Regions from separate parts of the Homo sapiens genome. Here region 1 is linked to region 2. A link is a contact called in ENCODE Hi-C or POLR2A ChIA-PET data. All regions are on one chromosome and are shown on one strand. Each heading gives the region's core, a stretch centred on a gene start or an enhancer-like site at or near the end of the contact. The rest is flanking DNA. Distances are from core to core; before and after follow the strand shown. Region 1 holds the start of LINC02806 (long intergenic non-protein coding RNA 2806). Region 2 holds the start of GJA8 (gap junction protein alpha 8).

Region 1 (5,196 bases), core at 52-2,551, 380 kb before region 2:
ATTTTAAAAATGCTTAAACCGCTGGCAACTTTCTTCTATCCAGCACATGGTATCATGGAAAGGCAGAGGGAGACTAACTTTACCCTCCTCTCCTCCGTCTGTCGCGCAGGACGTGAGGACGTAAATCAAGGTCCGCTAGGATTCTGGGAACCCTCTCTCTCTCTTTTTTTTTTTTTTTTTTTTGAGATGGAGTCTCGCTCTGTGGCCAGGCTGGAGTGCAGTGGCAAGATATCTCGCCTCACTGCAACCTCCGACTCTCTGGTTCAAGCAATTCTCCTGCCTCAGCCCCCTGAGTAGCTGGGATTATAGGCACGCGCCACCACACCCAGCTAATTTTTGTATTTTTAGTAGAGACGGGGTTTCACCATGTTGGCCAGGGTGGTCTCAATCTCCTGACCTTGTGACCCGCCCGCCTCAGCCTCCCAAAGTGCTGGATTACAGGAGTGAGCCACCGCGCCGCTCTCTCTCTCTCTCTCTCTCTCTCTCTCTCTCTCTCTCTCTCTCTCTCTCTCTCTCTCTCTCTCTCTCTCTCCCTCTCCCTCTCTCTCTCTCTCTCTCTCTTTAACTGTCATTCATTTAGCCCTTTCCATATGCTTTTGAGGTTAAATTGGTTCTGTGATTTTTTTATAATTACATATAATGCTCTAGTCATTCTTGTACGGGCATTTTCAGCCACTGGTCTAAATATTTCTTTAGGCTAGAGGTGCAATTACTATAGGAAGAACAATTACTCTATCATACTGTTCATAAAGTTTTTATATCATTCTATTCTCTCTCTTCTGTTGGCTTATTAGCTATAACTCTTTCTTTTGTTATTTTAGTAATTCCCTTAGGGCTTATAGCAAACCTTTTTAACTTATCACAGTCAACTTTCAAGTGATATTATATCTCACCTTCTGGCCTTGACGCTATAGCTGACATGCACTTTGCTTTTACGCATGTTATAAACACCACAACCCATTGTTATTGCTTTTGTTTAAATGGTCAAATTTTTACAAAAGAAATTTACAAAATAAAAAAATACCTAGTATAGTTACCCATTTCTGGTGTTCTTCATTTCCTCGTGGAGATCTGGATTTTCATCTGGTATTGGATTCCTTCTGCTTGGAGGACTCATTTGATGTTTCTTGTAGTGTGGGTTGACTGGTAGTGAATTCGGTCAGCTTTTGTACATCTCTAAATGTCCTTATTTCACTTCCACTTTTGGGAATTTATTTTTTCTGGCATAGTATTCTACATTAACTTCTCCTGCCCTCAGTACCTTAAAGATGTTGCTTCTCTGTCTGCTCGTGTGCATTGCTGCTCCTGGTAGAGGCCGGCAAGAGCAGAAAGGAAGCTGATGCAATCCTCATTTTTGCTCCTGTGTATGTACAATGTCTTTTTCTTCTGGCCAGATTTGAGCAATGTTATTATGATGTATCTAGGAGTGGTTTTATTCATGTTTCTTGCGCTTTGGTTTCCTCAGCTCCTTGGGTCACTGGATTTATAATTTTTGTTATGATTGGGAACTTTCCAGCTATTTTTCTTCAGAAATTGGCTGGGCACAGTGGCTCACACCTTTGGGAGGCCAAGTCGGGAGGTGTTGAGTGAGGCCTGAAATTCAAGACCAGCCTGGGCAACATACTGAGACCCCATTCCTAAGAAAAATAACAAAGAAAGAAAATAAATGTTTCCTTTCCTCCCTGCTCCTTCTCAGGGACTCCCATTACTCAAAAATTAGACCTCTTAAGTCTGCCCTACAGTTCACTGATAATCTTTTCATTAAAAAAAATCTCTTTTGTCTGTGAGTTTCATTTTGCATATTTTCAATTATTCATGATTCCATGTTCCCTGATCATTTCTTCTGCAACATCTAATCTGCTGTTAATCCCATCCAGCGAATTTATCATCTCTGATATTGTGGTTTTGGTATGATATCGGCTCACTGCAACCTCCGCCTCCCAGGTTCCAGTGATTCTCCTGCTTCAGCCTCCCAAGCAGTTGGGACTACAGGCATGTGCCATGCCGCCCAGCTCATTTTTTGTATTTTGAGTAGAGATGGGGGTTTCACTGTGTTAGCCAGGATCATCTTCATCTCCTGACTTTGTGATCCACTGGACTCAGACTCCCAAAGTGCTGGGATTACAGTGGTAAATCACCGCACCTGGACCCACCATCCCTCCCTCCCTTCCTTCCTTCCTTGAGACAGGGTCTCACCCTGTAGCCCAAGCTGGACTTCAGTGGTGTAATCTTAGCTCACTGCAACCTCTGCCTCCCAGGCTCAAGCAATCCTCCCACTGCAACCTCCTGAGTAGCTGGGACTACAGGCACACCTATAGTCCTGGCTAATTCTTTGAATTTTTTTGGTAGAGATGAGTTTTCCTCATCTTGCCCAGTCTAGTCTGAAACTCCTGAGCTCAAGGGATCAGCCCACCTCGGCCTCCCAAACTGCTGGGATTACAGGCATCTGTTTGTTTACAGTATTGTATTCTCTTGCCAGCAACAAGAGTTACAGTTGCTCTGCATTTTTATAAGCCAGTGGCTTTCCCTGTCTCTTAAATGTTACCCATTCTGATGGGTGTGTTATGGAGTATCATGGCATTTTAAATTTGTGTTTCCTGAATGAGTAATAATGCCAAGAATCCTTTCTTATGCAATTTGGCCATTAAGAAATTCTCTTTGGTAAACAAACACCGTTCAAGTATTTTGCCCATTTTACATTGGCTTGACTCTTTTCTTCCTCCCCAAATTTATACACAAACTTTTCTATTTGAATAGAAAAGTTGAGAAGATAGTACACAGAATGGAGTAAAGAGGATGGAATGGGTTTTTGGAAACCAATTCAAACTTTAAAGTTGTTTTAATATCCTCCATCCTCAAAGAACAATGTATGTCTTCCAAAGACATCCCCTTATTGAAATATGCAGAGAAAGTGTGAGATAAAAGAGCATATACTAAACTCCTCAGAACGTGTTTCTGGAAGTGGACAGGGAAATGGGAGTGGGATAAACAGAGAAAAGAAGGAAAGACAGTAAGTGCCTTGCTCAGAGCTGCCACCATAATGTGCCCTGAGCTAAGGTACATGATTACCTTCTCCCTGTGCACCTGAGATCTAAGAAAATATATTAACTAATCAGGGACATGGAATTTCAAAAACACTACAGAAAAACAGAAAATTTACCCAGACAGACCAGTCTAGTTAAGAAAGGCAGGAAGAGATTTTATAAACAAAGCCAAAACACAGAAATCATACAATGAGGTGGTGGGAATGAGACTAACTGTGCCTGTCATCTCCAATGTAACACTAACTGCTGTGAATTATAATGGATTTAAGTCTCTCAGATTGGATAGAAAAGGAAATGCCAGCTCTAATGGTTTAATGGGCAGAAAAGGGTTAAATATTCAAAGCAGTGCACATTATATTATATATATATATATATATATATATATACGTATATATTGTATAGGAGGGAGATATACATATATATACATTTTTTTTTTTTGAGACGCAGTCTAGCTCTGTTACCAGGCTGGAGTGCAGTGGCATGATTTCAGCTCACTGCAACCTCCACCTCCTTGGTTCAAGTGATTCTTCTGCCTCAGCCTCTCGAGTACCTGGGACTACAGTCACGCGCCACTGTGCTCAGCTAATTTTTGTATTTTTAGTAGAGATGGGGGTTTCACCATATTGGCCAGGCTGATCTCGAACTCTTGACCTCATGATCCACACGCCTCAGCCTCCCAAATTGCTGAGATTACAGGTGTGAACGACGGTGCCAGGTCAAAAGCAGTACACATTATCTTTAGCAAGCTAACGCAGAAACAGGAAACCAAACACCGTGTGTTTTCACTTATAAATGGGAGCTGAATATGAGAATGCATGGATACATGGGGTTGGGGAGCAAGGACAACACACACTGGAGCCTATTGGAGGGTGGGGGTTGGGAGGAGGGAGAGCATCAGGAAGAGTAGCTAATGGATGCTGGGCTTAGTACCTGGGTGATGGGAAGATCGGTGCAGCAAACCACCATGGCACACGTTTACCTATAAGACAAACCTGCACATCCTGCACATGTACCCTGAACTTAAAAGAAAAGTTGGAAATAAAAAATGTAAAAAGGAAAGAAAACAAACAACAACAACAAAAAGAGCAGTGCAAATCTGTACCATGCTCATTATAAACAAAAGAATGAGAGTGAAAACATGAATATCCAACAAAAGCAAACAACAAAAGAACACTTTCTGTTAGCTAGAGGAGTAATATCCTAGCATCTACCTAGAATCAAATGGAACTGTTTTTCCCTGAACTGGCCTCCTTGGGTGGCCAACCAGGGTGAGGTGAAGGGAAGAAATCTGGGAGTGAAATGTCCATTTCTTCGCTCTTGCTTAGGTCTCTGTAAGGCATAAGAAGTTAAAAGCAAGATCCAATCCCAGGCCTTTTCCAGGAATTCAAAAGAGGTGTAGGAGGAGAGAAGTTCAATTATCACCCTGGTCTCCTGGAGTATCCCAGGCATAGTCCCAAGAGTTCAGCTTTCCAAACCAGGGTCCCTGTTCTCTGACAGCCTTTTTTGGAGAAAGTACTGATGTTCCTGTCAAGGTTGGGAGGAAAGGGTTTGAGAGGCACCAAGCAATGGGGAGGCAAAGAGAAGACATCAACAAGCGAGGCAAGAACTTTCCACAGGCTCACACTGGATACAGGACCAGAGACAAGAAACTGGGTGAATTTCTGATTTTTCCTACAGAGGTTTGTTATCAAGTTGCACAGAGCCTACTCAGAATAAGGCTTTTTCAAGTCAGCTCTTTTAATGTGAAGCCATAACTTTGTGGTGTTGCCTGATGCAAATCACCACTGCGAGCCTTTGCTCTGGGTGTCTTTTTTGTTAGTCACATCAAAGAGAACACAGCGAAAATCTTGACTCCTTTCCCCAAGTCTGTGTCTTAACTGTTTCCAAGGCTGCAGAGCTCAGGGTCAGGAGGCACTGGCAGTTCAGTGGTAGAAATTACACCTCCCACCCGGGAGACCTGGATTCCATTTCTGGCAAATGCAGGGTCCTGTCTTTGTGCCCTGTGGTTTTTACATTTACTTACTGTAATTGTGACCCTCAAAGAGGTCACAGCCACACTAATAAAGAAAAAAAAATGGAAGCTACTGTATAGTCCTCGGGTTCTTTCCCTAGCTGAATTTATCTTTCTTTTATTTATTTATTTTTGTTAGTT
Region 2 (5,336 bases), core at 637-3,136:
GGAAGTCAGATCAGAGAAGCAAAGCGTTCTGTGGGAGCAGGGAGAAATCTGAACCAAAGGAAGACTATTTCTCTTCTCTTTCTCAGAGATAATTCTCTGTTTTATTTTGCTTGTGAAAATTTAGTGAACAGACCTATTACAGATGGAAAATAAATGGATAGAGTTCAAGCCTCCAACCCCAGGGTGTCCATATATGGCCAGGAACATCCCACCAGAAAATGATGGCTAGAGGTAATGATTAAAATAACACCTTATGTTTGGGTATCCTTGATCTAAGTGATACATTTTCACGTATCTTATTTCAGTCCTCATAACAAGCTGTGAACTAGGCCAGTGGTTCTCAGACTTAGATTTCACAGACTAGTATAATAATAACAAACTAGTGTGACCAACATAAGGATACCAACTCCTTATTTTGCCAAACAAGGACATAAAAATAAGAGTTATTGGCTGGGCGTGGTGACTCATGCCTGTAATCCCAGCACTATGGGAGGCCGAGGTGGGAGGATCACTTGAGGTCAGGAGTTCAAGATCAGCCTGGCCAACAGGGTGAAACCCTATCTCTACTAAAAATACAAAAATTAGCTGGGCACGGTGGTGGGGCACCTGTAATCCCAGCTACTTGGGAGGCTGGGGCAGGAGAATTGCTTGAGCCCAGGAGGTGGAGGCTGCAGTGAGCTGAGATCACACCACTGCACTCCAGCCTGGGCAACACAGCGAGACTCTGTCTCAAAAAAAAAAAAAAAGAGTTATTAAATTACTAACTACAACTACAGTCTATTTTCATCATCATTTCATAAAAGGGGATTTTAACACCACAAAACTGGAGAGGACATAACTTCAGAATAAAAGACAAGCCTTTAAATTGAACACACTTAACTTGGTGAAACATTTACTACATTGTTAACTTTATCATTGTCACATTTTGGTCACAGGTTGTGGAAACCTTCATCTTGAGCTAGAACTGACAGATCCCCAGATGGATGTCTGAGAACCAGTGAACTTGGCATTATCAATCCCCATTACCAGACAAAAAGACAGGCTGGGAGGTGAAATGAGTCTCCAAGATGGGGGCTTAGCTAGTGAGGGCAGAGCTAGGCTGTGAGCCCTGGTCTTCTAGATCTAAGCCCATTACAGCATAGCCCTCCTCTGGTTTTGAAGAGGCAGAATAACACATATACATCCATTAATAAGTTATCCAAAGCGTTCAATGGCCACTTACCACTCTGGTTGGTAACCAGGTGGAAAGTGCCTCTTTTCTAGTTTCTAGAACAGCCACTAGCCAGCAGTTCTCATAGATAGACAACAGAACCTGCTCCTAGGAGGAATTTTATGGTCCTTAGCCAGATCCCTTCCTGTGCTCCATTAAATGCTCCAACATGGAAAATGCTGAGCACGAAGCCTCCGCTACCCCCACAGCATTCAGTAATTATGACTATTATTTCTATTGTAGAATTTGAGTGAAAAGGGCACAAAACTTTTTCATAAATATCAAATACTTGGTTTAGGTCCCTGTGGATTCCTGTAGACATGAAAAGAGCTTAAGAAGTCAAATTGTAGTTTGAGTTTGGACATCTCTGTTTCCCCATCCTGCTGATTATTCCAGCATTCCTCTCCCTTCCAAACCTCTGCCAGTTCTTAGGTCAACTTGAAGAGGGTTTTCAGAGTTGGAGTGTAAGTCTAGCCATCCCAGCCCAAGACTGAATCTTATTGGCAACCTTTTTCCTTTTGGAGAAGCCTATATATGGCCCTTAGATTAGGCTGAGAAAGAACAATTGGGGGGAAGGTTACAAACTAATATCACCCAAGGAAAACTTGCCAATACAAGGAGTGTCCCACGGAGAAATATGTGCTCTTTCTCTCTTGGCGCTCAGCAGCAAAATGGCAACTTTCGTCTCTTTCCTTTGCTGCCTAAAAGCCCACCTCCCACTTCTCTACCCCGCCCCTACTGTGCTGCACGACTGAGCAGATATGACTGGATTGGCCCTGATGGGTAGGTTTTACTGTCCAGCAATATTTTAAGCTCCCAGCCAGACAGCTTTTATGAAGGGAGGGATGTTTGGGAAACAATGGGAGTGAGAGAATGGGAGAGCTGTGTTGGGCACTGAGGGGAGGAGGATGGGGAAAGCTGATGTGTGAAAGCTTAGCTGGGGCTTCTGTGCCTCCCAAAGTTTCTTTTAGCAGCAGACTGGGCCTGTACATCAGTAAACCTTTGGCGTCTCTCCAGAGCGCATGAGCCTAGGGGCATTTTCCCAAGGCCTTATCATCAGCTGGGAGAATCTTAATGATGTAGGGACAGTAAGTGGTCAGTTGTGTGAATCCCTCTGCCCTGAGTCACACCAAGAGTGGTTGGTCCTTTCCAAAGGACCATATTTCATTTTTTATTGGTGGTTTGCTCTTGTCTCTCAAAGCCTTCAGCAGAATTGTGGATATTAGAGGCTGGGAAGTGTAGTGGCGGAAGGAAGGATGGGGAGCATGTTGCTAATAGATACAAAAGCACAGCTAGATAGGGGGAATGGGTTCTGGTGGTCTGCAGTGCTGTAGGGTGAATATGGTTAACATTAATTAATTAATTATTTTAATTTTTATATTTTTGTGTGTGTGTGAGACAGAGTCTCGCTCTGCCACCCAGGCTGGAGTGCAATGTCACGATCTTAGCTCACTGCAACCTCTGCCTCTCAGGTTCAAGTTATTCTCCTGCCTCAGCCTCCTGAGTAGCTGGGATAACAGACACCCACAACCACGCCCAGCTAATTTTTTTTTTTCTATTTTTAGTAGAGACGGGGTTTCACCATGTTGGCCAGGCTGGCCTCAGACTCCTGACCTCAGGCGATCTGCCCGCCTTGGCCTCCCCAAATGCTGGGATTACAAGCATGAGCGACCATGCCTGGCCGTTAACTATTTTATTGTATAGTCTCAAAAAGCTAGAGGAGAGGATTTTGATTGTTCCCAACAGAAAGAAATGATAAATGTTTGAGATGCTGAATATGCTAATTATCCTGATTTGATCATTACACATTGTATACATGTATTGAAATATCACTGTGTATCACAAATACGTACAATTATTATGTGTCAACTAAACATAAAAGGAAAGAGCTTTCTAAAAAGATCAAAACAATAAAAAAGAAACACAAACAAACCTTCAGCAGGGTGGTCTCCCTCTTTGAAAGGAGCCTTAACACTCCAAAGAATTCTGGTGCCATTTGTCAAAGTAATAGCCTTTCTCACCACGTTTCACTTATAATTACATATACTTTTGAGTAGCGGAAGTTCAATCAATGTCAGCTAACATTTTTAGACTTTAGTGCCTTCATCTGTTAAATGGGGATATGATGGTTTTGCTCACCAGGAGGCTCTTGGATTAAATTCTAATGTGGCTTAATGAGGAATGATGCTTGGAGGGCATGGACATATGCTCTCTGAGGCCCACTCCCGTCCCATCATCTGGGACTGACTATTGGTAGTATAAAAAATGGTTATTTTGACTACATTTCCAAACCAAAAATAGGGGCATTTTATCCTACAAGTTTATTCGTGAAAACAATGGAGCAAAAATAGTTGAAACTTAGATTGTTTTATGAAATCTGCAATGTATGATTACTAAATTGAAGACAACTTGGAGGGCAAACTAGACAAAAAAAATCTAAGCACTGGCTTCACCACCCCACCCCCCCTTCCTGTCCTTTCTGGTGTCATGGACATATTGCATTTTGATGGGGGCAGTTTGAAGGAGGATGGTACCAATGTTGTGTGAGTCCCCAATTCCATTTTAAATAAAATGGTCACTAGCCCAAAACCTTGTTTACTTTAGATGTCTGATTTCTTTTGAACTCCCAAGTTTGAGGGCCCACACTGACTGGGACAATGCCCTATAGCAAATCCTTCAGTTAAAAATAGATGGTCAAGGCTGATCCCTGCAATATCAATAAGGTAAGAAGTCAGAGGATGAGGGGAAAAAATCCAATCATTCTTTCTTTGGGAATATTCAGTACATGCTGATTCCTGAAGCTTGCGCTCTCCCTGATATAGTCCTATGAAGAGAAAAGAATCTACAAAGCTTCTCTTTAAAATGAAGTTCTCCCTATCCAAGGCTTCCCAGTCCAACTTGGCTAATGTAGTGGGTGGTGTCATCGCTCATCATCATTTTGTGAGAGATGGTAGTAGAGGATGCATTTGAATCCAGAAAAACGGGGCTGTCAACAAGGCTCTGAACCAGTTATAGTCTCTCGGATTTAGACAAATCTAGCTTTTCAATTTAGCACTTTCTTTGTTTTCTTACGCTGTTAACAAAGAAGATACTCCTCTACTCGTAGTACCCAATTGATTAAGTTATCTTTGTTATTGGTTCTTCTGTTTGTAGCTGGGAAGTCCTTGAAAATATAAACACTCAGTCGTGTATATCTTGGGGAAAGTTTTGAAAGAGATCGGGAAAGAGGCTCACCTTAGCTACCATTGAGAGATGACTTGTCTATTCCTACCAAGAATCACTTTCTCAGGTCTTTCAGAGGGATGTCTTCCCAGGGTGTCTGTATTGCATTATTTGAGATAAATAAGTAAATGTCTAGAATAGGAGACATAACCACATTCAAATGTAAGTTCCAATTTTATATTCTGTAATCTTATAGATTATTAGATTATTGACATTTTGGATAATCTAATGGTGGCATTCTCCTACCAGGGTTCGTTTTTCCTTTCTTTCTTTCTTTCTTTCTTTCTTTCTTTCTTTCTTTCTTTCTTTCTTTCTTTCTTTCTCTTTCTTTCTTTCTTTCTTTCTCTTTCTTTCTCTCTCTCTTCCTTTCTTTCTTTCCTTTCTTTCTCTCTCTCTCTTTTTCTTTCTTTTCTATTTTGAGACAAGGTCTTGCTTTGTCACCCAGGCTGGAGTGCAGTGGCCTGATATTGGCACACTGCAACCTCCACCTCTGGGCTCAAGCAATCCTCCCACCTCAGCCCCCCAAGTAGCTGGTACTACAGGCGCAGGCCACCACACCCAGCTAATTTTTGTATTTTTTGTAGAGATGGGGTTTTGCCGTATTGCCCAGGCTGGTCTCGAGCTCCTGAGCTCAAGCAATCTGCCTGCCTCAGCCTCCCAAAGTGCTGGGACTACGGGCATGAGCCACTGCACCTGGCCCAGGGTGCATTTCAAAAGCAATGAGGCAGTTCTTTGTGGAAAGTCTGTGGAATTTGCCATTGGAAGACCTGGCTTTGAGTGTGGCTCTTCTGCTTCCTGTGTGCGGGTGGCTTGTTTAGCCTTTCTGAGCCTCAGTTTTCTCATCTGTGAAATAGAGATAATAATCACTGCCTTTTTTGCTTTGTGAAAACAGATGGTGGCTGCT

Evidence for each region. Hi-C counts contacts between places; a loop is a spot of excess contacts on that map. ChIA-PET counts read pairs that join two places held with the same protein, here RNA polymerase II (POLR2A).
Region 1: a loop to region 2 is called in a map with no recorded cell type, with 3 times the contacts of the local background. The contact joins the promoter of LINC02806 here to the promoter of GJA8 in region 2. A Hi-C loop is called at or near these places in 2 of 37 single-sample maps with no recorded cell type. POLR2A ChIA-PET finds 5 or more read pairs at or near these places in 2 of 52 experiments (PC-9 and activated naive CD4-positive, alpha-beta T cell).

What each region holds. Positions count from the first base shown.
Region 1 is chr1:148,275,373-148,280,568 of GRCh38, reverse strand. It overlaps LINC02806 (long intergenic non-protein coding RNA 2806), which reads right to left and starts at 1,301. Exons shown (of 2, transcript NR_187239.1): 1 at 1,038-1,301. It overlaps LINC01731 (long intergenic non-protein coding RNA 1731), which reads left to right. Exons shown (of 5, transcript NR_183739.1): 2 at 5,195-5,196.
Region 2 is chr1:147,899,345-147,904,680 of GRCh38, reverse strand. GJA8 (gap junction protein alpha 8) reads right to left here and starts at 1,886. Exons shown (of 2, transcript NM_005267.5): 1 at 1,820-1,886.